Regions from separate parts of the Mus musculus genome. Here all the other regions are linked to region 1. A link is a loop called in an ENCODE intact Hi-C map of the cell type or tissue named here. Cell type or tissue: left cerebral cortex. All regions are shown on one strand. Links, peaks and the distances in the headings refer to the core of each region. The heading gives the core; the rest is flanking DNA. Region 1 overlaps Ralbp1 (ralA binding protein 1). Region 2 has its middle 17 kb from the start of Gm20742. Region 3 holds the start of Ndufv2 (NADH:ubiquinone oxidoreductase core subunit V2). Region 4 holds the start of Ankrd12 (ankyrin repeat domain 12).

Region 1 (7,234 bases), core at 1,563-6,562:
GAACTCAGAAATCCACCTGTCTCTGCCTCCCAAGTGCTGGGATTAAAGGCGTGCACCACCACCGCCCGGCTAAAGTTTATTTATATTTTTAAAGACAGGGTCTCTCTACATAGCCCTGGCTGTCCTGTACACCTCCCCCACCCCCCCCAATCTATCTATACATACACCCACACACACCCACACACCATGCTAGCCTCAAACGCACACAGACCTACCTCCTCAGCCTCCTTCTGGGATTAAAGGCATCACTGCCACACCCAGTGATTGAATTCTTTTTAAAAGGAACTCATTATTATTTTGATTGGGGCCGGCCATCACTCTGTAGCCCTGGATAGCCTGAAACTTGCTATGTTGCTCAGGTTGGCCTCAGACTTGCAGCTCAGTTTCGGATGGTGGAATTACAGGTGCCTGCGTCTTCCTTGAGACTTCTGATTTTCTTCTGATGTGCCTGCCCAGTGCGAGAGGGTCCTAGTGCTTCAGGCTCCTGAGAACTGAAGTATATAATCCCTGGAGTGTAAGGTCACAGTGTGGTGGGGGTGTTGTCTGTAGATGCGGGGTTCACTGCTGAGTGTTCACGGTGGTTTTGCGTCTTGTTGAGTATGTGCTGACTGCCCATGTTTTCTTCCATGCAGGTGTAATGGATAGGTAACAGAGAAGACCACTTCCCTTCCTCGGCAGGGCATCAGCATGACTGAGTGCTTCCTGCCCCCGAGCAGCAGCCCTAGTGAACACCGCAGGGCCGAGCATGGCAGCGGGCTGACCCGGACCCCCAGCTCTGAGGAGATCAGTCCTACAAAGTTCCCTGGATTGTACCGGACAGGCGAGCCCTCGCCTCCCCATGACGTCCTCCATGAGCCTCCTGATACAGTGTCAGATGACGACAAAGACCATGGAAAGAAAAAAGGGAAATTTAAGAAAAAGGAGAAAAGGAGTAAGTGCTGACTCTCAGGCCTGCGCCTTGGTCTCTTGAGGGGTCTCTCGGGCGCAGCTAGCGTGATAGGCCGTAGGTACCTCCTGCTCTGACTGCAGGCTCCCGTCCTCTTCTGAAATGTATCTAGGCATGTGCTGTCCTTTAGGTCATGGTTCCTTAATTTGTCTTTGTGTCACAGATAAAGACACCAAGTTTCCAGAAAGGGTGAGTCTCCCAGTGTGCATTGTAAGAGTGGTAGCTTCAAATGGTGTATAAAGAGTAGAAGCTGGAATTTTGCTCAGCTGGTTAAACCCTGCTAGGTTTTGTGGTCATTTGGGAACTGTTGGAACTGTGAAAGAAGTTATCTGTTAGCTTTTCATTCCCGGAGTCTCTTCTTAGGGAGGATTGATTGCCTAATTATAGCTGTTTAGTATGTTAAAAGCAAATAAGGCAATTTAGTATTACTTTAAAAAAAATCATAGTATGTTAATTGCCTGGGAAGTTACAGATTCTGTGACTACTGTGTTACTTGAAGGTAGCTTGGACTGTGACCAGCACAGGACCTGGTGATGAAGCCTGTTGGACATGCCTTCTACTGCCTTAAAGGGGGTCTCCATTCCTGTCCCCAGAGCTCACGTCTTTCTTCACAGGTTGGCACTGCCTGAGTTGGAGCTTAAGAAAATGAAAGCGTTTGTTTGGTTGATTGGTTGGGTTGATTTAGTTTGGTTTTTAAGGCAGGGTTTCTCTGTGTAGTCTTGGCTGTCCTGTAGACCAGGCTGGCCTCAACTTAGAGATCAGCCTGCCTCTGCCTCCAGAGTGCCGGGACTAGGCCTGTGCCACTGCCCCCATCTTGCCCTTAAGATTTTTGCAGTTCTGGTTAGTTCAAGGCTTATGGTGTTTATGGTTAAAAGATAATTTAGAAACTATTTTTAATCTTTGTTATAAAGTAACTTGTAAGGTAGCTCTACAGAAAGCAATAGCCTTTGGGGTTATTGGAAACAGCAAGGTAAGCTGGAGGGGTGGGGGGCTCAGGTTCAGAGTGCTGCTCTTCCAGAGCACACATGACCTCCTGACCACTGGGACTCGAGCTGCAGGGACCTGATGCGTCTGGTGTAGTGTACACTGATACGGACACACACACACACACACACACACACACACACACACACACACACAAGATAACAGTAGGAAGGAAGTTGCTGGACATTGTAGTCCACACAGCTAATCACTTGGAAGGCAGAGAGGTGGGAGGATCTCTTTGAGTTCAAGGCCAATCTGAGTTCCAGGACAGTCAGAGCTCTATAGAGAGACCTTGTCTCAGGTAGGTAGGGAGGGAGGTAGAAAGTAGCCAGTCAAAAGAGAGGGGAGAGGGAGGGGAGCAAAGAGCTGTGTGCATGCATGCCGATAGACAAACTATTCTGGAGGCCAATACAGAAGCATCACCTGTGGCCAGTGTAAGCCAGCCTGGGTGTCGTGGTGAGACTCATCCCTAAAAAACAAACAAAAGCAAATTGGTGTTAGTGCAGTTTTAAAAGTGATCATTTTTATTCTTTACATTATCCTTTACATCACATTATGTAAATTATCTTTACATAAAGAATAATTACAGTCTTTATCCTGCCTAGCTCCCAAATAAATGAGACAGACTATATGATTTATTTAATCAAGCTTTACAGTACACTGGCTGAGCAGTTATTAATCTTCTTTAATCCTCTAAGGCAATCTGGCTACCTCCCAGCCAATATCCCCAGGGTACTGCATTTTAGTTCTGGTCTGCCTTTCTCTGCTCTAGGTGTGTTCACCCTTCACCTGGAGAGGGTGAAGTCTCTCCCTTCTCCCTTCTCCCTTCTCCCTTCTCCCTTCTCTCTCCCTTCTCCCTTCTCCCTCTCCCTCTTTTTCTCCCTTTTCCCTCTCCCTCTCCCTTCTCCCTTCTCCCTCTCCCTCTCCCTCTTTTTCTCCCTTCTCCCTCTCCCTCTTTCTCTCCCTTCTCCCTTCCTCTCCTTCCCTCCCCTCCCCCTTCTCTGGCTGGGAAATCCAGCCCTCTTCTCTCCTCTGCTCAGCCATTGGCTGATCAGCTTTTATTGACAAATCAGATAGTAAATTGGGAGCAATGTTGACATAACATTGAGACTGGAAATTCTTAGAAGCAGCATTACAATGGCATGTCCAGATTGTAACCAGATTTGGGGGCAGAGAAATCAGCATTTGAATAATACATGGGTCATCTTTACATAAGGACATATGCTACATAGTAACATTATGCTACAAACTAGTAATTCTGACTTGGTGTTAAGGCAGTTGGAGTCTTTGTCAGAATGCAGACATTGCTCCTAATGCATCAGATAATCATTTACATTCAGCCTTCAGTTTAAAGGAGGCTGTGGTCGGTGCTCCAGAAAGGCAAGTGATGGGTGGGGGTCATATGGGAGTGCCTGGAGCACACGAACAGTTGTGCAGTTTGTAAAGTGCTTCCAGGTTGCCCAAGGCACTGGCCCCATGTCCGTTTTTCAGGATTGATCGCATTAGTCCTCTGTGTTTACTGTTTCATGTGTGTTCATACTTTAGTGTTTCTCAGAACTCGGCTTGCATACACATACTAACTACTTACTACTTTCCTCTCAACATTGATATTGCAATGATAGCTGCTATCTGTTGCCCTCTTGTGGTCACTGAGTGTCACTACTCTATTGTCTTTTGATGATTTTGTTTTAGAGGCTCAAGAGGCCAGAGATTGGATAGCTCCTGCCAGGGGCCACCTTTTTGTTTCTCTTGTTAGGAAGCTTGTGACTAACCACAATTTATACTGCATTTCTTTGGCAGCTGAAGGCTACGCTGCCTTCCAGGAAGACAGCTCTGGAGATGAAGCTGAAAGTCCTTCCAAGGTGAAGAGGTCCAAGGGAATCCATGTGTTCAAAAAGCCCAGTTTCTCTAAAAAGAAGGAAAAAGATTTTAAAATCAAAGAAAAACCCAAAGAAGAAAAGCATAAAGAAGAAAAGCACAAAGAGGAAAAGCATAAAGAAAAGAAATCGAAAGACTTGACAGCAGCTGATGTTGTTAAACAGTGGAAGGAAAAGAAGAAAAAGAAAAAGCCAATTCAGGAGCCAGAGGTGCCTCAGATGGACGCACCGAGTGTCAAGCCCATTTTTGGGGTTCCCTTGGTTGACGCAGTAGAGAGGACCATGATGTACGACGGCGTCCGGCTGCCAGCTGTCTTCCGGGAGTGTGTGGACTACATGGAGAAGCACGGCATGAAGTGTGAAGGCGTCTACCGGGTGTCAGGTATGGGGACGTGAAGGCTGCTTGGCGGTGGCTTTAGCAGATTAGCTGCACTTGGCTTCCTAAAGTGTGCTATCTTGTAAGGAGCCTAAACCGTAGTCGCTTGCGTGGTCCCTACATGACCTCCACCATCGTGGCTGGTTCTCGTGCAGTTTCCTTCCGCGAGGTTTTACTCCCAAGCCAGTCGCAGCTTGCAGCAGCTGGGCAGAATGAAGCATGTGGGTTGTAGCGTGTAACAGGCTGAGGTGCCGAGTCTTGTCTCAGCGTCTTTCTAAGCCTAGGTGTTGGGAAGGCTGAGAGCTCTGTGAAGGAAGCTTTCAGCCAAGAGATGGCTAATGACACAGCCTGTGGTCTGTTTCCTCAGTGTGACTGAACACACAGAGAGTTGTTTTCTAGATGGTTGGGCCAAACGTGAATGTTCCTGTCAGCCTCATACAGCTATTGCAAATGTCAGTGAAACTGACAATCGGTTCATCTACACACAGTTTCTACAGGAAATTGTAGTTTATGCTCGGCTGTTATGTGTTACATATTGGGAATCTAGAACCAAGCAATATATACGTTATTTAGAAGTACAAAGATTTCTTCAAAAGCAGCATGAGTTCTGTGATAACTTGGGATTCAGGCTCCAAGGTAGGCAGTATCTGCACCTGTGTTACACTCCCATGGAGAGTGGTTTTCATGGAGCGCTTTGATCACTTAACTCTTTATGGCAACAGGTGTGTCCTGTATGTTTAGACCAAAGAGAAAGATTAAGCAAGTTTTCCATTTAATTGGCTAGTATCCTTTCTAGCACATAGATTTGATACTTGGGGTAACATTTTTATGACCCAGTAGATAAAATGCTTCATTGTTTCTATTTCATAAGAATTATACACAAGCATGCAAGGTTGATTTTTACGATTATTTTTATTGATTGATTTTTGAAGATTTAAACAGTGATAGAAGCTATTTTCCCCACACTATCTTGATAAGCATGAAGACTGGGGGGGAATGAATGTTTCTTTGAAAATTTTCTGTAGCTTTGTTCAAAAATTCTTTTGTTTCTGACCTATTTTTGATATTTGTATCTTTTGGAAAACCTCACCATTCCTAATAGAATGCCTCTTTTTTTGTGAGAGCATTCAGTAGTTGTTTCCACACTGGCAGCCTCACACCATGGCACACTATCTGTGTAGCTGTGTCTCTCCTCTACCCCACTTGTCTGACTGAGATTTGACCCAGGGCCCATGTTCTTGGGAAGCAAGGGCCCTGTCACTCACATACATCCTTGGCCCCCAACCCTGGCTTTGCTATTTGTTAATATGATAATGCCTTTTTTCCCTGGAGATGTTTGGTTCTCGTTTATATCAGTTCTAATTTAAAAATGAACTTGAAAGGGGCTGGAGAGATGTTTCAGCAGTTAAGAGACTGGCTGCTCTTCCAGAGTACCCGGCTTCAATTTCCAGCTCACAACTGTCTGTAATCTAGTTCCAGGGGCTTTGACGCCCTCTTGTGGTCTCTGGGCACCAGGCATGCCCTTGGTGCACAGATGTCTGATAAATGTAGATAAATGAAAAAGCAAACACTAGTTGAAAGACAATTTAAATAATGTTCTGTATTTGCGTCATAATACTTTCAACATTAAATGTACTTTTATACTACTCTATTCTGACTAGAATTCCTTATGAAGTTTCCAGGGTTTTTTTCAAATATTTATTTATTATTATACATAAGTACACTGTAGCTGACTAAAGACACACCAGAAGAGGGCGTCAGATCTCATTACAAAAGGTTGTGAGCCACCATGTGGTGGTTGCTGGGATTTGAACTCAGGACCTTCAAAAGAGCAGTCAGTGCTCTGACCCCCTGAGCCATCTCGCCAGCCCGAAATTTCCATTTTGTTGTTGTTGTTTTGTTTTGTTTTTCGAGACAGGGTTTCTCTGTGTAGCCGTGGCTGTCCTGGAACTCACTTTTTAAACCAGGCTGGCCTTGAACTCAGAAATCCGCCTGTCTCTGCCTCCCAAGTGCTGGGATTAAAGACCACCACTGCGCAGGCCAAAAAAGAACTCAAACTTTCAAATAGAAATTAGGTGGGTGTTGTACAATAGAGAACAATTTTCCAGGAGCTTTGTTCTGCAACATGGACTTAGTTACAAAGAAACAGCTGGGAAAGGCTAAGTGTGACAGACTGACCGAGTTTCATTTTATACTGTCTGTCTTGTTGAGGACTCAGGAACCTGGCTTTCTGTGCACAGTGCATATGCTCAGATTATAGCTTCATTTGCTCCTGAGTTATTATCTAACTGCCATTATATTTAAATTTTTTCCTGGATTAAACATTTTCATAATATCCCGTGGTTTCGGGGATGTTCCGTTTCCAGCTGTGGTTTTATGTGCTGTGTTCGTTCATACAGAGTTCTGTGACCCATCCGCAGACATGGATTCTACCAGGACGGTTTGTGCTTAGTTTTGAGAAGGGTCTCACTGTGTAGCCCAGATTATCAGACTTGAGCTGGCAGCCGTCCTCCTGCCTCAGCCTCTAGTGCTGAGATCACAGGCATGTGCCCCCAGCCTGGCTCCCAGGGCTTCTCCCCGGCTGTTCTGTGTCTGTGCGGCAGGTGTGTGTGTAGTGGTGGAGAAAGTGTGTCTGATTCTGGTATCCTCTCTCTCCTAAATTTAATGTTTTAAGGAATCAAATCAAAGGTAGATGAGCTAAAAGCAGCCTATGACCGAGAGGAGTCTCCAAACTTAGAAGAATATGAGCCTAACACTGTAGCCAGCTTGCTGAAGCAGTATTTGCGAGACCTTCCAGAGAATTTGCTTACCAAAGAGCTTATGCCCCGGTTTGAAGAGGCTTGTGGGAAGACCACAGAGATGGAGAAAGTGCAGGAATTCCAGCGCTTGCTCCGGGAACTGCCGGAGTGCAATCATCTTCTGCTTTCCTGGCTCATTGTGCACCTGGACCACGTCATTGCGAAGGAGCTGGAAACGAAGATGAACATCCAGAACATCTCTATAGTGCTGAGCCCCACCGTGCAGGTACGGTCCTGTCCACACACACACTTT
Region 2 (7,234 bases), core at 1,260-6,259, 350 kb before region 1:
TCTGGTCAGAACAGAGCCTGATAAGAAGACAAGGGTAGAAAAGTGGGCAGGGCCTCAGGATGGGGAATTTGAGAGGGTATAGACTCTCTTAGAGTTTGTTCAGCTTTGCTCCTCAGGAGAGGAGATCACCAGAAGTGCTTTGGCCGTAGGCTAGGCAACCAATCCTCATGCCCCGTCATGGATCCTTTAAAGCTAGCGTGAAGATCTGAGTGCTTACTAAGTGGAATCTCCGTCTACCAATTGCGCAGCTGGGCAGCAGTCCCGGACCAACTGGAACACAGAGTATGGAGTAATACTGCTGCCGGGCCGCCTTTCTTTATCTGTGCGCTGGGCAGCATTCCTTGAGTAGATATGAACAAATATCTGTGCAACCGAGATGTGGTGCCAACAACAGACTACAGGTTTATTCTACCCGAGTCGAGCTGATTCAACCAGTGAGTTCACAGGAGCACGTGGAGTCACTTACAAGAAGGGGTGCCGCATCAAGGGTGGCTGATCTCAAAATGCCTGAGCCAGCACTGGCTTCAATGTAGAAAAGCTGCGTCTCTGGGGGTTCTGATAACTGGATATCAGGCCTTGCAGTCATTCTTGAGGGTTATAAGTAACCCAAGTGGTTAGGACTATGGAGTGGCTCTCCCTTAAATAAGCTACATTTTAGCGGCCCCAAGGGTTATTACATACTCAACAGCAAAGGCCACTAAAGTATCTATTGGCTTTGACTTGGGAATGAGTAAAAATATCAGGGGATTTGATCCACTAAAACAGTAGTGACTAAGGTCTGCCTCTTCCTTACTTTTGCTGCAATAAGACACTGTGACCAAGGCAGCAAACTTATAAAAGTGAATGTGTACTTCAGACTCCTATCTACAAACTGAGAGTCTACTGTGGTACAGGAAAGGCATTGGGAGAGGAACAGCTGAGAGCTCACTCGGTCCACAAGTGGGAGGCAGAGAGGGAATCGCTGAGAATGCCCTGGGTTTGGAAACCTACAAACCCAGCCCCAGGGGACACAGCTCTTCCACAGGGCCACACTGCCTAATCCCTCCCAATCAGATGTACCAACTAGAGGACAAGGCGTTAAAGCACATGACCCTCCCTCTGTGGACAAACCTCATTTAGCCCCCTACATACATGCTTGGCATTATCACTAGGGAGGAAAAAGTCCCTGAAGGCAAAAGTAAAGACAGCCACAGTGCAGATGTGGTGGGAGGGATACTCTCGCTTCCTGTTCACATGTAACATTTGTGAGGGAACTGTAAGTGAAAAAGAAACACCGTGTGTATAAATCTGTGCTTTGGTTGGGGTATTGTCCCTATAGTGCAGGGTGCTGGTTTTATTTGTTATTGGTTTTTTCTTCCTTTTTCTTTTGTTGCAACCAAAGGACTCCTATATACCTACTTTGGTTTAATTTCTAGTCCATGTGTTGGGATTTTTTTTCCCCCGGACCTGTCTATCAGCAGAGGTCGAGGAAGGTACTCAACCTCACTTCATGGCCAGCCTCTTCAGAAAAGAGGATTACCTCAGGGTTACGTAAGCATGTGGTGCCTTCCCCAGTCCTTGTGTGGGCTTGCCTCTGTAAAATTAGCCTACGCTGGACTTGCAGGGATGTAGAAGCACACTACTGCTCTCCTGAAAGTCACAGAACAGCATCTGCGCTCCATTTGTTTGATATCGCTGCTCTCCAGAAGCAGCAGCTTCTGAATTCAACTTTCAAGTTCCATGCCATGATGATATCGACACTTATTTAATACCTGAATATTACTCTTAGCAGAGGAATCTTGGTATCTCCAGAAAGAATATGCCCTGAGACAATCTGAACAGACCATAACGGCAATCAAATACTGTCCCCAAACAAGACCAGACAATCCCAACACATGGACTAGAAATTAAACGCCTGCTTAGATGCAGACAGCCATGTGAAATCCATTGAGTTTGGTCTTGCAATCAAACCTAGAGCAGGACATAGCAGACCTGAGAGCTCTTCAGTGCCCCAGAACCTGTTCGGAGGGAGTCATACAATGGTAATGTTGGGTGGAGTCTGGGCAGGATGCTCTCTGAGATAAGAGCACAGGGAACCTCCTCTGCAGACAGAACACCCAAGGTGAGCTGCAGGACAACATCCTAACAGGGATCCAGGGACAAAGTGCCAGGTCCCAGCTCTGGGCAGCTGAAAACCCATATGTACCAATTTTTAACAGGTGCTCAAGAAGAGAAGGCACCCACTAGAAGATACACAGAAACACTATGGTTCACCAAATATGAGTAAGCAAAATTCCAAGACTATTCCAAGTGAGACCTACTCAGGCCACACCATCCTAGCCTTCCCTGTTCTGTGACTTTGGTATGACACATCATCTGTGCATCTGTGCAGAAGAGAGATTCTGAGGGGAAAAAATGGGACATAGATCACACTTAAGAGCCTTGTTATAATCTTGGGCTGGTCTGAAGGATCTTTGCAAAGACTTGGACCCTGATCATGAATGATTCCCTCCCCCCCCCCAATTTCTTCTCCTTCACTTTTTCCCCATAAAGGGAGAAGCATTGACCTTGTTCATGTCTGTTCAGGCCTCCGCGCTTAGAACCGCTCCTGGCTGAAGACATGTCATGGGGCCAAACTGTCTCCATGCTTCTCATTTTCTTTGGTTGTCCCCTCAACGAGAGTCCCAGGAAGAGCTCAGCCCACCCGCTCCGGGTGTTCTTCAGTGGCTGTCCCTTGTGTGAGCTTCAGCAAACTCGCAGGAATAAAGACTTGTTTTTCAGGGTTCTTTTACAGCCTGCAGCTCCAAAGAGTCCCATCCTTGAATCTTCCCCAGATTGAAATGGTAAGAAAATAACAGCTGGGGAGTAGTGTTTAGAGACAGGCCTCCTGTAGGGAGGCAGGGACAGATTTTGTCCCTTGGATAGGAGTTTAGCATGCACTGAAGTGCAGATAGAAAGAAGTCCCTGTCATATGAGGACCCAGAGAATGGCAGCCTCTGTAAACCAGGAAGTGGTGTCACTGGAAATCCACTCATCTGTCACCTGATGGGTACTAATTGCAAATGCATTTTCCTCGGGTCTCTGAGCAAGAGCTGAGAGCTAAAAAATTAGAACATGCCTGAGTCTGCAAAACTAGCATGCCACAGACAGACATTCTACTGTGCACAAATAGACTCCAGAGAGAGAAAATAATTCTCTTTGAAATGGCTATGTTCCCAGGCTTGTATCCTAGGAATATCATACATTTGTTATAACGGATTGAAATATCAAGCCACATTAATTTCATTATGGAGAATGAGGATCCTTATGGAGTATGAAAGTATTACTAAATACAGTTGACAATGTCATGGTAATAAACATATGTCTAGAGACAGCATGTATGGCCAGTAATGAAAGATCAATGGGACAGGCAGTGGGAGAAACAATTGATTCAGGGGACCCAAGGGGGCGGCAAGATGCAGAATGGAGGGACCCAGAGACCTCATTTGTTGTGTGACCTCCATCAAGCCACTGAGTTGAACCTGGACTTCTTAGTATGCTCACTGCTCCTCAAAAAAAATGCTTGCTTGACCTCCCTTGGAAGCTGCAGGACAGATGTCCATGAGCTCTTCATGGAGAACTCTTCTTTTAACATGACAGCCAGGGTATGTGTCTGAGTATCCGTGTTCATACCAAAACATAAAGGTCAAAGTGCCCAGCCCAGCCCTAAACACCCATCCAATCCATGTCATCCACTCCCTCCCACTCACTGATCAGCCAAGTGCTAAACACGCATCCACTCCATGTCATCCACTCCCTCCCACTCACTGATCAGCCAAGTGCTGGGAGACAGCATTTCAGTGCAGGGCTCCTCCCCTTATCTTCAGTCCAACCCAGTCCTCCTTCCTGAAGTTGCTCTATGTAGTCCTCTATGGGAACTCAACCTGGACCCAGGTTAAAGGATTCCCAGAAACTGATCTCACTACTACTGTGCTCATGCCCTAAGCACAGTGGAAGGCTTGGCCTGGATATCTTTCTCTGTGTACACAAGGAGGCCCTACCACACGGTTTCTGCCCTTGCTGGAAACCTGGAGACTCCTCGTGCCTAGAGAGGGTCATCTGCAGGACAAGCCTAGGCTGCTTGGCCGAGGCCTGCCAGCTTTTCCAACCTCTCAGGTTCCAGTGATATGCGAAGATCACTTAGGAATTCTTCCAGGGTGTTTCCAAAGAGCAGAGGGACCCCAGTGGATCTAATGAAGTCTGTGGATCACTCAGACAGGATCATCTGGATGTTGGAGTTGATAAGGAGAAAGCAATGCCCTGCTGCAGAGTGGGGATCCCAGCGAAGGAAAGAACCCATGACCACCAGAGGGCAGCAGAGCTCAGCATAGTGCAGTGCAGGCTGGGTGCTCTGGGAGGCAGCAGTCTGGCAAAGTTTCTGTGACTGCCAGGAAATAGGGCATTGAGCTCAGAGACCTGAATCCAAAAACATCCTGCTATGGGAGGCAGAACAACAAATTTCATGACTTTGGAAACCAGGAACACGGGCAGGAGAACCTGATCACATTCTAGGACCATTAATCTTCTTCTCTGACAGAGGGAGGGTGGAGGCATGAGCGAGAGGGGGAGAGAGAGAGAATGTATGGATGAATGAATGAATGAATGAATGAATGAATTTTTGGTGTGGAACATCTGTTGAGCCCGAGGTCTCCTCCTAAGTCAGTACTTTCTCCTTCCTTCAGGGGCACTGCCCTCTCCCTTTATGGCAAGCACTTTTCAAAAGTTGCAGGAGAAGCCTCAGAGGATGTTGAAGACTTTTCCATCTCTCTTCTTCCAAAGTGGGGAGCATCCTGCCTTGATGGTTAACTGTCTTCTACAGGGAGAAGCCTACAGTGGAGCTCATGAGGGGGCACCTGTCTCATCAGAAGTGACAGGTCCTCACCAGGTTGTTCTTTGGAGGCAGAGGCCAATTAAGCAAACCCCACATCCTATCAGTCCTTGAGATACTCCTCCTTCCTCCTACAGGCACAGCAGACCTAGGACACCACCAGCACCACCTCCCCTATGTATCCTCCTGAGATGCTCATTGCCTCAGGGCCTGATGTCAGCCTCTGTCACAAGAAAGGCTGGGCTTTCATGACCCATGCGTGGGATGGGGTGAACAGCAGCTCTGGATACTTGGTGAGGGCCCAGCTAGCCAGAATTTTAAGTTCATTAGTTCCTACCCAGCTGCCAGGATCAATTTCATAGTCACAGGACACACGTTCCTGAGGGCTTCCTTGGTCCTGGCGATATCTTCACCCTGCTGTGCTGAGGACTGCCCTTTGTTTCATCAGTCCTCGGAGGTCCCTGTGACTGTTCTAGCTCTGCACTTGGATATGGCCTCCCAGAGAGCAGCATGTGGGAGCTGTCCCATTCAGCCATGCCTGTCCTCCCTCAGACAGCAGTATCACATTCTCAGAGGCATGGAGCGGTGCATCCAGAAAAAAAAAAAAGCAGTGTTTCTTTGGACACTAGGAAGGTCTCTCTCACAGCTGTCATTCCAGTACACCCATGGCAGAACAGTACACCCATGCCAACATTCTTTCACTAGACCTAGCTCTTTTAGAGGCTGAGGACAAAGGCTTGCTTTGTCCCCTGCATGCCTTGACTGATGTGGTGACATCTCGCATATAAGGTGCCTTCTGTCTAGGCTGTTAGCAAAGTTTCAGTATTTTGTATATTTAGTTTCTAGTATTAAAAAAAAAAATAGGAGACAGATATGTCTCCAAACTCCTGTTTCAGCTTTGTAGAGAGCCTTCTGGAAAGGGAGAGAGGACTCCTAGATCTGTCACCTTCATATTCTTTCTCTTGGTTGACTTTTATCCAGTACAGGACCTGCACCATAGGCCAGGTCAACTGCAGCCTCAATATTTCCTGCCTCTTCACTGTTCAGCTAGGGAGGCCCAGTAGGCTGGGGCCTGGGCACAGAATATGAAGACATTAAGATTTGACTCTGGAAAGAATCCAAACTTGGCTGATTCCCTACCCAACTCCCTCCATCAATGGGTTCCAGGTCTTCATGCTGCCTACTTAAGATGTCAAGGGCAAAGGAAGCTGGCAGTTGCTCTGAACATCTTAGGAGAGATTGCTGACCATTACCCTGCTGTGTAGAATGCCTGAAATGTATTCTTCCTGCCCGCCCAAAACTGTGTTCCCTCAGGGGAACAAGAAGCCTATTATTTCCTTTCTGCTGACATCCCTGTGCCTAGTGGCTGGGGATGAACACTGGGCTCTCCGCATTTGGTATTGAACAGATAGAAATGCCACGAGGAAGCCCTGGGGTGGAGGTGTACACCTTTAATTCCAGCACTTGGGAGGCAGAGGCAGGTGGATCTCTGAGTTCCTTGCCAGCCTTGTCTTCTTGAGGGAGTTCTAGGATACCAGGGCTATGCAGAGAAACCCTGACTTGAGACCACCCTGCCCCAAAGTGAGAAATGTCAAAATGTCATGTGGAGATGAAGGCAGCATATCTCACTCAGTACCTCATCTTGGACAGTGGGGTAGTTAATGTAAGTTAAACAACAGCTTGTGGCAGTTAGGGTTTGCCCATCCCCCAAAGTTCTGCCCACCAATCCCCTTTCTCCAAGGGGGCGGGGTCTACCAGCCTCCCTTCCTTCTTCATGCTTTGTCATTGAACATCCCACTGCCTGATGAGGATCAGTGTATAAAGTATATGTCTGTTGTAGTTTACTTTGTATTGATGTGACAGACACTGTGCCCAAAAGCAACTTGGGGCACAGAAGGCTTATGTGACTCACATATCCTGATCATTAACCATTTGAAAAGAAGTCAAGGCAGGAAATCAAACAGGGCAGGAACCTGGAGGCAGGAAGTGAAAGGGAGCCTAGAGAGGAGGGATGCTGACTGGCTTGCTGACCTGACTCTCCTGCTCAGGACATACTGCCCAGTACTAGCACATTCCCTAGTGGTTGTTCCATCCCTTGTAGAGTTTTCTACTGGGTCACCGGAGCAAGCCTCATTCAACCAAAATAGGCTGCCCATCACAGCCCCACCATCAGCCACATCCTGCCACTTCCTTAGCCGCTCCTCCAGCTCTTGCCCTGGCTTCTAACTGTCATCTCATCCCAGGGCTGCTGGAGAAGCAGAAGAGGTCCAATAGCCTGCCCTGTCCTAGCTACCTCTTGAAGAACTGTAACATTTTGGCTCCTCTGGCCAGACCCCCAACCTCTTGGGACCTTTCCTTCTAGCCAGCCCAACTAGGGGTCCCTGCAGG
Region 3 (7,234 bases), core at 1,370-6,369, 240 kb before region 1:
TAGTTCATTCAAGATATAGTTGACAACCAGGAATAGCCATTGCAGCCCCCTTGTATATATTACATTATCATCAGATTTCTGTTTTCCAACCCCTTCACTGCCTAAGCTTAGCTGTCCTCGAACTTGCTCTGTAAACTGACTTTGAATTCAGAGATCTGCATGCCTGTCTCGTGGGATTAAAAGTATGTACCACCACACCTGGACTTAACTTTTCTTCATCTAGAACTTGCTGTCCCAGGCAGGCTTGAACTCTGCTTGGCTTTATCTGCTGGGATTAAAGGTATCAATCACCATGCTTGGATCTAAATTTAGCTGGGTAGGATCTTGCCCCCAAATCCCTTAATCTGTTATCTCCTAGGACATAGGATTCGGTTCCATTTCACATCCTGGTGCCCCTTTAATACTCAAACTATATATTTTGTATTTTTCCTTTCTAAGCTTGTTATGCTTATTCAAAACACTCTTCATGAGACTCAATCAAAGTACAACGTCTATGATGGGCATTTCTGAGACTTCCTTTGTCAGTGCAAGTAATCTGAGTCTCTTCACCTTAACCTCAGGCAGACTCTTCAGACAAGGGCAAAAAAGCAGCCATGTTCTTCACCCAAATACTACAAAAACAGTCTCTAGGCCACAGACTGAAGTTCTTCTCCACTGAAACCTCTTGGACCGGGTCTGCACAGTCAAATCACTCACAGGAACAAAGTCTTCCATATTCCTACTAGGATGGCCCATTAAGCCTCACTTAAAACATTCCATGGCTTTCCAAATCCAAAGTCCCCAAATCCACATTCTTTCAAACAAAACAGTCAAGCCTATCACAGCAATACCCCAGTCCCTGGTACCAACTTCTGTCTTGGTTAGGGTTTTACTGCTGTGAACAGACACCATGACCAAGTCAACTCTTATAAGGACTACATTTAATTGAGGCTGCCTTACAGGTTCAGAGGTTCAGTCCAGTATCATCAAGGTGGGAGCATGGCAGCATCCAGGCAGGCATGGTGCAGAAGCTGAGAGTACTATGTCTTTATCTGAAGGCTGTTAGCAGAAGACTGGCTTCCAGGCAGCTAGGGCCTTAAAGCCCACGCCCACAGTGACACACCTACTCCAAAAAAGCCACACCTTCTATAGTGCCAATCCCTAGGCCGAGCATATGCAAACCATCACAATGATACAGACATGATTATCATAGTCCCGCAAGAGACTGGATAGGCAAACTATTTGCATTATACAAAGATTTTCATTCAACTAAAAGATTTATTGACTGCCTTTCATATGCTAAGTATAGTACAAGATGTTGAATCAAAGAAAATGGGGCCGGGCGTGGTGGCACACGCCTTTAATCCCAGCATTTGGGAGGCAGAGGCAGGTGGATTTCTGAGTTCGAGGTCAGCTTGGACTACAGAGTGAGTTCCAGGACAGCCAGGGCTACTCAGAGAAACCCTGTCTTGGGAAAGAAAAAAAGAAGAAGGAGGAGGAGGAGGAAGAGGAGGAGGAAGAGGAGGAGGAAGAAGAAGGAGGAAGAGGAGAAGGAGGAAGGAGGAGGAGGAGTATCAATGTCAGAGGAACTGGGTTTGGTGGTGGTGATTGAAAGGTGATGGCATGGGGTTGGTGAGATGGCTCAGCAGGTAAGAGCACCCTACTGCTCTTCCGAAGGTCCTGAGTTCAAATCCCAGCAACCACATGGTGGCTCACAACCATCCCTAACGAGATCTGACTCCCTCTTCTGGTGTGTCTGAAGACAGCTACAGTGTACTTATGTATAATAAATAAATAAATCTTTAAAAAAAAAAAAGGCTCACAACCATCTGAAGATCTGACGCCCTCTTCTGGAGTGTCTGAAGACAGCTACAGTGTACTTACATATAATAAATAAATAAATCTTTAAAAAAATAATAAAAAAATAAAAATAAAAAAAGAAAGGTGGTGGCATGAGAGTCATGAGTTCGAGACTAGCTTTGAAAGATCCTGACAGAATGTAAAAGGTCACAGAAGCCCTGAAATTGGCAAAATAAATTTCAGTGTTAGTAGAAGTAGCTTCACTGATTTAGAAAAAATAGAGGTGCACAATGCTCTGGCCGCTCCTTGAACCCGTGTATCTGCCAATGTTCTGACCGTTCCTTGAACCCAGGTGTGTGCCCACTGCTGCACCTCACTGTTTGTGATATTGGTTGCTGGGATAGAGTCGGAAAATCTCCCCAGCAACCACAGCTGGGCCAATCCTGAGTTACTGTACCTTCATTAAACTCTTTCCTTGTTTCCCTCCCATACCCATTTCTTGAGAAATCAATCCTTTTACATTGTTTAGATCTGGAAATCCCCTACTCCCCCACTTCTCCTTTCCCCCCTGAGGGCCTATAAAAACTGGGACCCCCTTTTCCCTTGGGGTCGACTCCTCTACCCCTGCATGGGATATGAGTCGTCCCAAGAGCTCTGGCTTTCCCAGAATAAAGCCTCATGTGGTTTACATCAAGCTTGGTCTCTTGTGAGTTCTTGGGGATCCGCTATTATCCCAAGACTTGAGTGAGGGTCTTTTAGCTTCACCTATAGCGAGTTTGGGACCAGGTTGGGCAACATGAGACTCTGAAAAGGCCAAAGTATTACAGCTGCTAATGATGGTGACAATATGTTTGGGTGCACACAATAAAACAAATCAGTAATGGGACCCGGATTATTTTTTCTTTTTCAGTATCTTTTCATTCCCTCAGAGAAGTACTGAAGCAAATTTATTAGTGGTAAACTAATACTGGAGATAATGCAATAGGAACTAAAGAATTTAGTATCATTGGTTAGAAACACTATTTCTTGAGTCGAATAATAATTTTTTTTTTTTTTTTTTTTGGTTTTTCGGGACAGGGTTCCTCTGTGTAGCCCTGGCTGTCCTGGAACTCACTCTGTAGACCAGGCTGGCCTCGAACTCAGAAATCTGCCTGCCTCTGCCTCCAGAGTGCTGGGATTAAAGGCGTGCACCACCACGCCCGGCTGAGTCTAATAATTTGTAGAATATGATTCACACAGGTTGCAATGGATTATCTTGGGTGGTTTTTTTTGTTGTTTTTTGTTTTTTTAAAAAAACAAACTCATGACGAATAACCTTTCAGAATCTTCATTCTGTTGTCAAAATTACGGAAACTATTCACAACTTTATTATAGCAAAAAGAAAGGGGTGGATAGAGAAGACACACACAAAACGACAGTCAGAAGAAGAGTCAAGAATAAGTTAAAAGCCCAAGGTGGCAGTATGCGCCTGTCTGAAGGTTGAGGATCACTCAAAACCTGTGTAAAATACCGACAGCTGGAAACAGCACGATGCGTACTAAAGCTGCTAGGAGTTTCCTGAGATCAAACAAAAATCAAGAAGACAGTAGGTTCCTCCCTCCACCAGTTTTATCATGGAAAATGTCTAGAGCATACACAAGCACAAAGAATATTTGTTCGTCTACCGCGCAGCATCAACAGTCATCATTTCTACCTCCCACTCACTGGCATCCCGAAGTCAATTCCAGTTTAGCCTGTCGTTTTACAGACTCTAACGCAAAGGCTTGGGAGCCAAGGCACTTGCTGTCCAAGTCCACTAGGTGGCAGCCCTTTAAATACGATCGTATGTAAGAAAAGACTCAACCAAACGAATTTTGAAAGAAATAACTGCAATACCAGAGGAGGTGTTTGACAGAACAAACACAAGATCCCCCAGAAGGTACGCCTCGTCCTCAACAAACACAAGAGCCTCGAGAAGGCGAGCCTCGTCCTCAGGGCGGGGACTCAGCTGGCCCAACCGGGCCGGCCTTTTAGGGACTGGGCTGTTTCGGGCCCGCCCACCGGTCCCAGCAGCCCTCGCGCGCCGCTGCGTCAGGAACGGCGTACCGTTCGGGACGCCCAGGCCAGGGCTCGTGAGCGCGCGCGCGCCGTGCGTCCTGGGCGCGGGGCCGCGCGCGCCGGGCCTCCGGGCTCGTTCGTTCCCAGTCAGCCTAGAGCGGCCGGGGTCGGAGCATCGCGTACCCCGCCATGTTCTCCTTGGCGCTGCGGGCCAGGGCGACCGGCCTCGCTGCTCAGTGGGTAAGAGGCTCGGGGTGAACCCCGGGCACTGTCGCCACAGTCTCCCGCTCTTCGTGCCTCCCTTAGCTTTTAGTCCTCGGAGACCCCTAGGCGCTGGACAGGTCAGCTGGCGGCGGCGGGGACGCCGCGGCCTTCGTCCTCAGTGCCTCCGGGATGCTCCGCAGCTGCGGTGGCGGCGGGTGGCGGGCCGCCCGCACCGGGCCGGGGAAAGTCACCCCTAACTTAGTCAAGGTCAGGAAGGCGATTGTCATTTATCCTGGTGCGGAAGCTAGTGGGGGGCCCTGGCGGCCCGCTGCTTCCAGGATCCTAGCAGCGAAGCTTTGGGCTGCTTGTCTGTCAGGCATAGCGGCTGCGCTGCATCGGATTTAAAAGCATGCTGGAGAAAACGCTGATAGGCTTGGTAAAGGCTTGCCGAGTTCCTTCAGGACTAGATAAAGGTGACCAGCGTTTCATTTACTGAAGTTGTTCATTCATTTTAGGAAATGCTCGGCAGAGAATCGTAGGAATTAACCGTGAGAGAATAGTAGTAGCACGAGTAACCGCACTGACCAAAGAGTCGTAGTTCTATGGCCATTTGAGTGTCAGGTGCATCTCAGATAGGCCAAGGAATTGAACTGAAGTTGAAACACTGAAGCGAAGCTAAAATGCAGATTCCAGGGCCTGCGAGGTAGCTCAGGGTGGAAAGGTGCTGGCCTCCAGGTGTGAGGACTAGTTGTGGTCTGACCTTCACAAGCTGAGCTTGTGTCCGGAGAGTGCATGGGCACACAGAAAGTAATGGCTATTGAAATTAACTACATGGCAACTACAGGGAAGAAAGAAGCCTTATTTGTTTGGTTGGATTTTATTTTCCTAACAGTAAAACAAAAACTAAGTTCTCAACAAAAGACTATATATATATATATATATATATATATAGTGTGTGTGTGTGTGTAAACAAACCATTTGGGGCTTTAGACTTAGGCATCCCAGGTGACCTTTTGTAGTTATGTGACATGACCTAGAGAATTAGTCTTTGTTTCTTTAGCTGTGAAATGGGAATGTTGAGTCTGTCCCTAGTTATTTGAAGCCTTAATGTACTTCTAGGTCCAGGTAACAGTGTGAATTGGATTATAGTACTTTTTTTTTTTCCTTTTGAAATTAGATCTCACCATGCAGCCCTGGCTGGCCTGGAGCCTGCTAAGTGTGGCATGTAGGCCTTGAATGTTTGCTGGTCTTCTTGCCTTGACTCTTGAGTGCTGAGATTACAGGTGTGAGCTTCCATGCCCTGCTGGAGTAGAGTAATGATGGGTGATGTTTGATGGCCCCTTGCTGTGTATTTGATAGGTGAATTTATATCTTATTTTAGAGGGTGGTGCAGTGTTTTCATCACTACAAATTAGAAACAGAATTCCCAATTTTTGTGGGGAACATGTAAGAACACTAATAAGGTTCATACGTGTATGGTTGGTCACATCTGATATCCTAGCATTTAGGAGTTAGAGCCAGGAAAATCAGAATGTTTGCTATCATTAACTATATAGTGAGTTTGAGGTTAGTCTGGCCTATATAAATTCCTGTTTGTAAAATATCCCCAACTCAAATCCCAGCCTCCTACAACAAACAAAGAGGTGTCCCTGGTAGTGTAGACTAGTAAAGAGTCAGTGAAAGGTTTTATATACAGTAAGGGTTCTGCTCTGAGTAGATGACTGGTGTAGGAGTGGAGGTGGACTAGGTCTGATTGGAGTCAGAAACTGGAAGGTTACATAGGTAAGAGAGGCTCTGAGAATCATTCAGTTGAGGAGGAGACTAAGAAGTAGGGGCAAAAAAGCTCCCATAGACATCTTCTGTTTCTTTTGTTTTTGAGGCAAAGGGTAACAAGAGGTGTAGTTGAAAAGCAGGGTTTTGTTTTGTGGGTGGTGTTTTGAGACAGAGTTTATGTAGTTTATGTAGCCTTGACTGGCCTTCCAGGAAGACTAGCCTGGCCATAAACTCAGGGATCCACCTGCACTCCCAGGCCTCTGCTTTCAGTTTTGAAATGTTTTTCCCCTATGATAGTGGGTTTTGTGCTGTCACCCCAACATGCTCTCCACAATGAATAATTTTGAATTGTATCCTGGACTTTGTAAATGCATAATAACTTACACTAATAACATTACATAACATAATAATAACATAATTAACACTACACTCTAACTTATTTCTTTAAAGAATGACCACCCCCATTGTCATGAGTGGTAGACCAATATTGGTTCTAATTTAGCAAGGCTGCTTAGACTCTGTCACTACACAGGGGTTAGCCAGAGATCTGAGTAGTTTCTGTACCCATTTCGATACTTCCTTTCCTGGGATTCCCACTTGCCCATGCCAGAGATTATCCACCTCCTTGGCTAAGTCAAGCCATTTAAGACTGCGTTTTAATTTTTTTATGTTTATTTTGGTTTCTTTGTTTGTATAACAGGGTCTTAACTGTATAGCCCAGGCTGGCTTTAAACTCTGGCAGTCCTCTTAGCATACCTCCTAAGTGGTGGTGTTGCAGGTGTGAGCCACTGTGCCTGGCTTACAGGAAAGACTTCTGGTGTGCTTGTTTGAGGCAGGGCTTCTCTGTGCAGTCCTAGTTGCAGGCCTGTTAGACACTGGAGAAACTCAAAACCTAGCTTTGTAAAGTCCCAGCTTTGTAAAACCCAAAGCAACCTCACCTTCAGAACAGGCGTGCCGGCTCTCGCCTTTAATCCCAAGGCAGGGGGGTCTCGGTGAGCCTGAGGCCAGCCTAGTCTGTATAGCAGGTTCTAGGACACCAAGGGCTACTTAGTGACCTTTCTCAAAACAAGAACAACAACAAAACAAATAAAACACAACAACCCCCCCCAAAAAACCAAGAAATTTTATCTTAGTGTGTGTGACCTTAAAATCCTAAATCTCAAAACATTTTACAGATTTTTCTTAACTTATGCTGGGTTTATATGCACTCCTACTTTGAAAGTCAAAGATTTAATAATAAATGAAACAGTATAGCTTGCCAACATTATATTCTATAAAGTAGTTTCACCCTTTTTTGTTTTTGTTTTTTTTTAAGATTTATTTATTTGGGGCCGGAGAGATGGCTCAGCAGTTAAGCACACTGAATGCTCTTCCAGAGGTCCTGAGTTCAAATCCCAGCAACCACATGGTGCCTAGCAACCATCTGTAATGGGATCTGATG
Region 4 (7,234 bases), core at 1,346-6,345, 210 kb before region 1:
GTTCAGTGTGATGCAGAGCATAAGGTAGAGAGTGATAGAGACAGACATCTAACGCTGACTTTGTTCCCCCATGTGCACATACATACACCACACAAAAACACATGTGCAAACATGCCTACATACATCTCACACATATATGGGAAAAAACTTTGTAAGATAATTATCTGTGACCTACCAGAATATTTATTCTGAAAGAGAATTTCCTTCAAATAGAAATTGCTTAAAAGTTCATGTTACTAAGAAGATTGATCTGAAATTAGCCTTCCTCTTATTCCCACCTAAAGATCCATTTTCCCTTTCAATCAATACAACATTATTTAAAACATGTTTTAAATTTTGATCATGTATAATGTATATGTGGAGGCCAGAAGACAGCTTTGTGGAGTTGCTTCTCTCCTTAAGCCTGTATAGGTTTCAGGTTTTGAACTTGGGTTGCTGTCCTTATCAACAACCACTTTTTCCTACAGACCCATGTCATTGACCCCAGACAAGATGATCTTTAATTATTACTTTTCTTGAAATAGCTATCTTGTATTCTCCCTATCTTTTTGTCCTATTTAATATCACAGATCTTTAGTTTTCCTTATGTGCCATAGTTTGGTCTCCATGGGATTTCTAGTTGGCTTGTGAATTCACAGTGATACTTAAAACTAACTGTAGTACAGTCAGTCATATGTCACATAACCAGCAATAGACAACAGACACAATGAAGTCCATAAAGTTACATCAAAGCTGAAAGTGCCTGTTAATATTATTTCGAGATAAGGTCTTACGATAGCCCTGGCTAGTGTGGAACTCACTATATAGACCAGGTTAGCAACTTAAAAACGCTCTGCCTGCCTTTGCCTCTGGAGTGCTGGCTGGGATTAAAGGTGGCCAGTTTTTTACAGTAAAAATTTACATATGCTAATCACTAATAATCATTACTTGCTTTTCTTTTCAGGAGTGGCCGCTTCTGTTGTGAGCCAGCTGGAGGCCTTACTTCTTTGACTGAACCACCCAAAGGACCTGGCTTTGGTGTGCAAGCAGGCCTTTAACTTGTATTCAACTGTAAAAAATGTCACTGGACAAATAAAATATGAACTTCCCTACATAAGCTTTATTCGGTTTGCTTATTCCCACCTGTACATCCTGGCAGTAATCTAGTAACTTGCAGCTGCTAAATATTATGTCAAAACAACAGGACCACTATCTCGGTCTACCTGTGAAGACCTATCATTATAACAGAATCAAGTTAAGAATTATTTTAGTGTTGCCCATTCATAGAGCCATGTCATTTTTATCAGTGAAGTAAAAGTTTTGCAAAACTTAAAATACATTTTTCCTTTGTATCTTTAGACACAGCCAAATTGTTAAATTTTTTATAAGCTTTATGTCAATGTTCCCTTTAAGCGTTTTAACATTTAAGAGCATATAGTTGTTACTGAAGTTTCTGACTGGTAAGACCTCCCTATCAGTACTACCGGTAAGAGAATTTTCTCAAAGTATTCCATTTATGTTTGCTATCTCATTCTGTAGCCCTGCTTGTATGTTTACCAGGCTGGCCTTCAACTTTGGGTAGTTTTGCTTCTGCCTCTCAAGTTCTGGGATTGTGGTAAAAGCATTATTTATAAAAAGAAAAGTTAAAATAATTTGATATTTCTTTAGCTATATTTATTTATTTTGATACAGGATCTCACTTTGTAGATCAGACTGGACTAGAACTCAGAGATTTAGTAAAGATATTCAAACCCACCATACTTGAACTTTAGCTATGTTTTTGTTTTTGTCGTTTGAGGCATGGTTTGGCCATCTTTGGCTATATTTTTAACACTGGAAGCACCTAAGAACTAACTGGTGGAGTTGGTAGGCTGGACAATGTGTTTGTATGAATAAAACATTACCTTCAACTCAAGAAAGGAGGTAATAGTGCCGTGCTTCTGAAAATGCAGAATAGAAATAGTTTTCATTCCTGGAATAATCAGATTGCTTCAGGATTTATCAAAGTCAGTGACCCTACAGGGACCTCATTATAGAGGTAGGCACTCAGGAGGCAGAGGCAGGTGATCTCTTGAGAGTTTGAAGTCAGCCGGTTCTATGTATGGAAGTCCACACCAGACAGAACTAATTAATGAGACTGTCTTTTTTTTTTTTTAAGCTAGATTTGATTTATATTATGTGGATTAGTGTTTTGCCTGTGCTCGTGGTGTGCACCAAATCCAGAAGAGAGCAGTGGACACCCAGGAACTGAAGTTACATAAGGTTTTGAGTGGTCTTGTGGGTGTTGGGAACAACTGAATCTAGGTCTTCAAACAGTGCTTTTAACCCCAGAGCCATCTCTCCAGCTCTGCCTATATAAAAAGACTAACTGGTTGTGAGTGCTTATGATTTAGGGTCTAAGGTAGGTCTTTAAAGTTAAGTTTTCACCAGAAATATAGCTCTCACTATACACCACTGTTGGGTACTTGGTTGGCATGAGCAAGGGCAGAGCTTCAGTCCCCAGTTCACACATACACAGATTTCTCTAGAAGACTGTTCATACTGAAAGTTTTTTATAGCTGAGAACAATGGAAGACAATCTATCCTGATTTTTTTTTTTAATGAAGGTTTATGTCCCTGTCAAGCCCAAAACTCACATCAGAATTTACAGCTTATTATTGATAGGACTGTCTTAAAATCATTAAGATACTAACGGATACTGAAGGAGGCCACAGTTAACGAAGAGGGAGAAGATGGTTTCCTGTGGAGTATGTAACTTCTTAGGGTGGTTAAAGCACAACGGTTGCAGGCTAACCGCTGTAGATTAAAGTATTCAGAAGGAAGTCTGAGGACAAGCTGCTGCGATGGTAAAATTTCCTCACACGCCCTATGAGACTTAGTACCACAGGAACAAATTTGGTGAAATTTCTGCTCAGAAAGGTCACAGGATCGCATGGCTAGAACTGAGCTTACCGATGCGTTCTTTGCAAGCAGTGCTTAGAGCCGTGCTTTGGGAACAGAGTGCGTCTGGCTGGGACATCCCTCGGCCCGCGCCGCACGAAGCGGCTCAGTCACGCAACCCGGACCTGCCCCACAGTGCTGCGGTGCCCTCCCGCCCGCACGACCACCGCTAACAAAACCCTCCCGGTTTCCGGCTGGTTTTGCCGTCCCAACTCAAACCCTGCAAAAATATGTGCGTTTCCTCCGCCGGGCGCCAGCACCCATGCCGCCTTTTGCACATCTCCGGTGGTGGTGACTGCGCGTGAGGAGCTCCCCGGCCGACGGCTCGAGGGCTGCTCCGACTCCCACGCGGCTCCAGGACTTCCGGCCCCCTCCACCCGCTCCGCTTCGCTCCCCAAGAACGCCACCCGCCGCCGCGCGCTCCGCTCCTCCGGGGAGCCCAGGGACGGGCGCGTCGGGGGCGGGGCACGGCGGTCACGCCGCCCGTCCCGTGCCTGCAGGAGTCACGTGTCCGCCCGGGTCACGTGCTCGCGCCGCAGCCAATCGCGGAGAACGCTGTCCAGGAGCAAGGAGGCTGTGGTGAGAGACCGACCAAGACCGGAGATGTTTTTAAGCCTGGCCCCGGCGGCATCAGGGGCTGTTGCAGCGGCGACGGAGACACCGGCAGCGGCGGCCACCCGGAGGTCCTCGTTCAGGGGGTGAACCCTTCTGCGCCCGCTGAGCCTCGGGTCTGTGCGGGCCAGGGGGGCGTGGCGACCAGAGGGGAGGAAGGAGGGCGCGGTTTCGAGTCTGTCCCGGGTACCAGGGAGGAGACCCTCAGCCCGGTGCCCCGTCTCCTCCCCGGAGCCAGGTAGGGGGGTTGCGCCTCTGCCAGCCGCGCCCAGCCGTGTGCTACGCGCCACTCGGCCCAGCCCAGCCCGCGGCGCGGCCGGCCGGACCGTGACAGGCCGTTGGTGGCCGCCCCGCCCGGCATCCTGACGGGTCGCGGCGCAGGTGGGGCCGCCGCTGGGCGACGCTCGGGCGGCGGCTAGCGCGAGCGCCTTGGCCGCCGCTTACCGGAACATGGCGCGGCCGGGAGGGCGCCGCCAGCGCACCGGGACGGACGGCATCGCGGGGGCGCGCCGTGCCGCCGCGCGCTCCCGGTGCCAGCGGCGCTGCGTGCGCGGTTGTCGGAGACTCGGTGCGGGCCGGGGCGTAGGAGGCGCGATGGTCCCGGGAGAGGTGCGTGAAAGCGAAAGAGCTGCGGCTCGCCGGAGCCAGTTCTGTCCTAAATGCCAGTGCGACCTGCCCTTGCCGCGTTGAGCGATCAGGTCTAGTTTGTGCCAGTTCCGATTGGAATGATGTTCAGAGACCCTTAGAGCGTATTGGAATCTTAGATCTGGTTTTTGGAGAGTAAGATGGAGATGACGCATCCTTCAGGATCCACGGCGTTGAATAAAAACGCTGTACAAAGAGGTCACCGAAGCCCAGCTGACAGCTGTTTTAATAATTACAGCGAGAATAGTTGAGGATGGAAATGAACAGTATTGCACTAGTTGAGTACGTCGGAAACATTTGAAGCAGTGTGGTTGTAGGGACTGTAATTTCCGCTGGACACCCCTTGAACTGGGGCGAAGTATGTTGCAAATCCGGCGATCAGTGACGCTCAGGGATTATCGTTAATTCTGTGGTTGAGACGAACCTGCATTCTCAGCCATGTGTTTCTTCTTATTTTAAAATGGCCTGAGTCAATTATAAAGAAAGATGAACTATCCCAGTAAGTCATCTGTTCATTAAAAACATATGCCCAAGTAGGCCTTTAAAAATCTTGCTTACTGATCTTTTTTTCATTTTCTTAAAGCGTTACACAAAGGCTTTCCTGGAGATTAACTCAGAACTGCCAAAATGTGCTCTCTTGATGCCAAATGGTTTAAAAGCAAAAATTAGAATCACCAATGTGACAATGAAGACATTGTTGTAGTTCCCTTTAAAACGTTTCAGTTTGACATTTAATATTTTAATATATTTTGTTTACATGGTGAATGTGGAGGGCAGATGACAACTTCCTAGGAGTTGGGGTTCTCACCTTTCCCTGTGTGGGCTCCAGGCAGGCTCTTAGGCTTGGTGGTTCGAACCTTTATGCGCTGAGCCATCTTGACCTCCTTCAGTTAACCTCCTGAGAGCGCTTTCATTTGGATTAAAAGCAAAAAACGTATAAAAGTATGTAATGCTTCTCCCTGGGTTTATAGATGCAGAGAGAAAGGCTTTATTTACTACTTAAGAATCTGTTATAGTCGATAGAAGTACTAATCGAATTTCTAACACTCTCCAAGACAGCTTGGCCCAGGACAAACCTAGTTGTTCAACGTATGTGTTCTGTTTTAGAGACTGGCAAAGTTCTCTGGAAATGAAACCAGGGGTTTAAGTGTATTTGTGGAAGGAATATTAGAATTGAAAGTTGGAAGCTGTTCTCAATTTGTTACAGTTTGTGTGTTTTACAATTGTTAACATCATCTATGGACTAAGGGCCTCTGAGACAGTTGGTGATGTCTGGGTGTGCACCCTATGAAGTGAATTGGAAGAAGAGTTAACAGAGCAACACTGAAAGAACTCGGGTGCTGAAGATGTTCTGCAGTTTCGGTATTGGCTCTTTAATATCCAGGAAAAAAAAAAACAAAACACTGGTTGGACTTTATCTGGTGACAGTGGAATATGTGGGAAAGAAGCTGCTTTTTATCCAGATTACAGAGTTGTGGAAGTGTAACTTGGAAGGGAAACCCTGAATTTCATCCCCGCCATTGCATGAACCAGGCTTGTTGTTGTTTTATGTTATTATGACAAGCCACTGAATTACATCCCCAGCCCCCAAACCCCCATTTTAAAGGCTTTAAAAAAATACATAATTTATTTTTTATTCTGTGTTCCTTGGTGTCTTGCCTGCACATATGCCTGTGTGAGGGTTTCAGAAGCCCTGAAACTGCAATTACAGACAGTTGTGAGTTGCCATGTGGGTGCTGGGAATAGAGCCTGAGTCTTCTGCAATACCAACCAGTGCTCTTAACTGCTGAGCCATCTCTTGAGCCCCTTAAAGGCTTATTTTTAATTATGTGTCTGTGTGGGTGTGTACAGGAGTGCAGGGTGTCTGCAGAGGATGGAGGTGTTGATCCCCAGAGCTGGAGTTACAGGTGCTTGTGAGCCACCTGATGTGGTTGCTGGGAACAAAACCAACACCCATGCCCTTTTAGTGTTTCCAGAATGGGTCTTGCTAAATTGAGTAGACACACACACTTTCCATCCTTCCTGTCTCAGCCTCCCGAGTAGCTCAGATTACCGGCCTGCTGGACTACTTCTGGGTTTTGTTAATAACATTAATTTCAGTCTGAAAAGAGAATGGTTAGTGAGATGAGTCATTTCTGTTGTTGTAAGATCAAAGCACTTTCAGCACATGTAAGGTTATTGGAGTAGCATCATTTGGGTAGCGCTTCCTTTACATTTGCAGGAGGTTGCTCCAGCATTGTTGCTAACAAGACATATTTGTTAGCAGCTTGTGTCATGTACAGGGCACATTGGAGAGTTAGCCGTAGACCTAGCCGCAGCCTCACACTTTGTGGTCCACGTCACTCACTTTTCAGATGAAAAGGTAAAACTTGGCCGTGACTGAGAGAGAGTTGTCTGCCTTGCTGATTTGTCTAGAAGCTTCTTACTGTGAGATGCTCCGTTCTTTATTTGGGAGTAGTTGTGTGAAGCAGAAGGAAGAAGACCTGGAACTAGAACTGAGAAGGTCTGGATTTAAGTTCTTCATTACTTTCTGGTCTTGTTCTTGTTTTGACAAACCATGTAACATTCAGAACCTTGCATTCTTTATGTACAAAGAATCATCCCCTGGGGCTGTAGACGGCCCACTTCCATGTGTGAGGCCTGGCCAGGGCCGTCACCACCATCACCAATAATGATAATGATTTTCTTGTATAACGTAAAATGAGAGCGCTATAGAAAGAACGTTGTACACTGGGAGCCTTCATACAGATAGGCGTGATGCTGCCGCTTTTAAAGAAAGTGTAGTCCTTGAGGTGTAACAAGATGTTTCAGTCCCTAGGTTTTTCCTTAGCCCTGGCGTTATTATTTTGTACACCTGCTATTTTGGAGATTATAATTCCGTGTAGATACAGTTTTTCCCGGTCCCCACTTAGTTCTAATCTTAGTAAAGCTGCTTATGAACACTCTAAATATTGCTCTAGCCCTCCGATTTCTCCTGGAGAGTATAAAGTTGCTCCACACAGCATTTGAAAACATTCTTGTTATATGCTCATGCATGCATAATTTGTTTCCTTTGCAG

Evidence for each region. Hi-C counts contacts between places; a loop is a spot of excess contacts. Peaks named below come from ENCODE experiments on the same cell type or tissue, not always from the same donor. Only the 100,000 strongest peaks of a DNase experiment are listed, where the experiment ranks them.
Region 2: it touches region 1 in a loop (3-fold over the local background); 12 of 42 quality-filtered maps call a loop at or near these places.
Region 3: it touches region 1 in a loop (3-fold over the local background); 27 of 42 quality-filtered maps call a loop at or near these places.
Region 4: it touches region 1 in a loop (2.1-fold over the local background); 3 of 42 quality-filtered maps call a loop at or near these places.

Annotation. Positions count from the first base shown.
Region 1 is chr17:65,861,229-65,868,462 of GRCm38, reverse strand. It overlaps Ralbp1 (ralA binding protein 1), which reads left to right. Exons shown (of 10, transcript NM_001198949.1): 2 at 633-931; 3 at 3,731-4,189; 4 at 6,858-7,207. The coding sequence starts at 688. Among named protein-coding and RNA genes, the nearest start is that of Ralbp1, 20 kb to the left of the region's middle. In left cerebral cortex, for the core only: CTCF peaks have their summits at 3,576 (motif pointing left) and 5,687 (motif pointing left); DNase peaks (open chromatin) are centred at 3,570, 4,442 and 5,664.
Region 2 is chr17:66,206,087-66,213,320 of GRCm38, reverse strand. No RefSeq gene overlaps it. Among named protein-coding and RNA genes, the nearest start is that of Gm20742, 17 kb to the right of the region's middle. In left cerebral cortex, for the core only: CTCF peaks have their summits at 4,133 and 4,345 (motif pointing right); DNase peaks (open chromatin) are centred at 1,574 and 3,029; H3K27ac peaks cover 1,470 bases.
Region 3 is chr17:66,098,237-66,105,470 of GRCm38, reverse strand. It overlaps Ndufv2 (NADH:ubiquinone oxidoreductase core subunit V2), which reads left to right and starts at 3,912. Exons shown (of 8, transcript NM_028388.3): 1 at 3,912-4,056. The coding sequence starts at 4,006. In left cerebral cortex, for the core only: CTCF peaks have their summits at 1,832 (motif pointing left) and 3,575 (motif pointing right); DNase peaks (open chromatin) are centred at 3,584, 3,815 and 4,377; H3K4me3 peaks cover 3,015 bases; H3K27ac peaks cover 1,951 bases.
Region 4 is chr17:66,073,297-66,080,530 of GRCm38, reverse strand. Ankrd12 (ankyrin repeat domain 12) reads left to right here and starts at 3,485. Exons shown (of 13, transcript NM_001025572.1): 1 at 3,485-3,647. Ndufv2 (NADH:ubiquinone oxidoreductase core subunit V2) reads left to right here. Exons shown (of 8, transcript NM_028388.3): 8 at 944-1,736. The coding sequence ends at 1,037. In left cerebral cortex, for the core only: no CTCF peak of the experiment used is centred there; DNase peaks (open chromatin) are centred at 2,997, 3,419, 4,217 and 4,461; H3K4me3 peaks cover 2,781 bases; H3K27ac peaks cover 1,943 bases.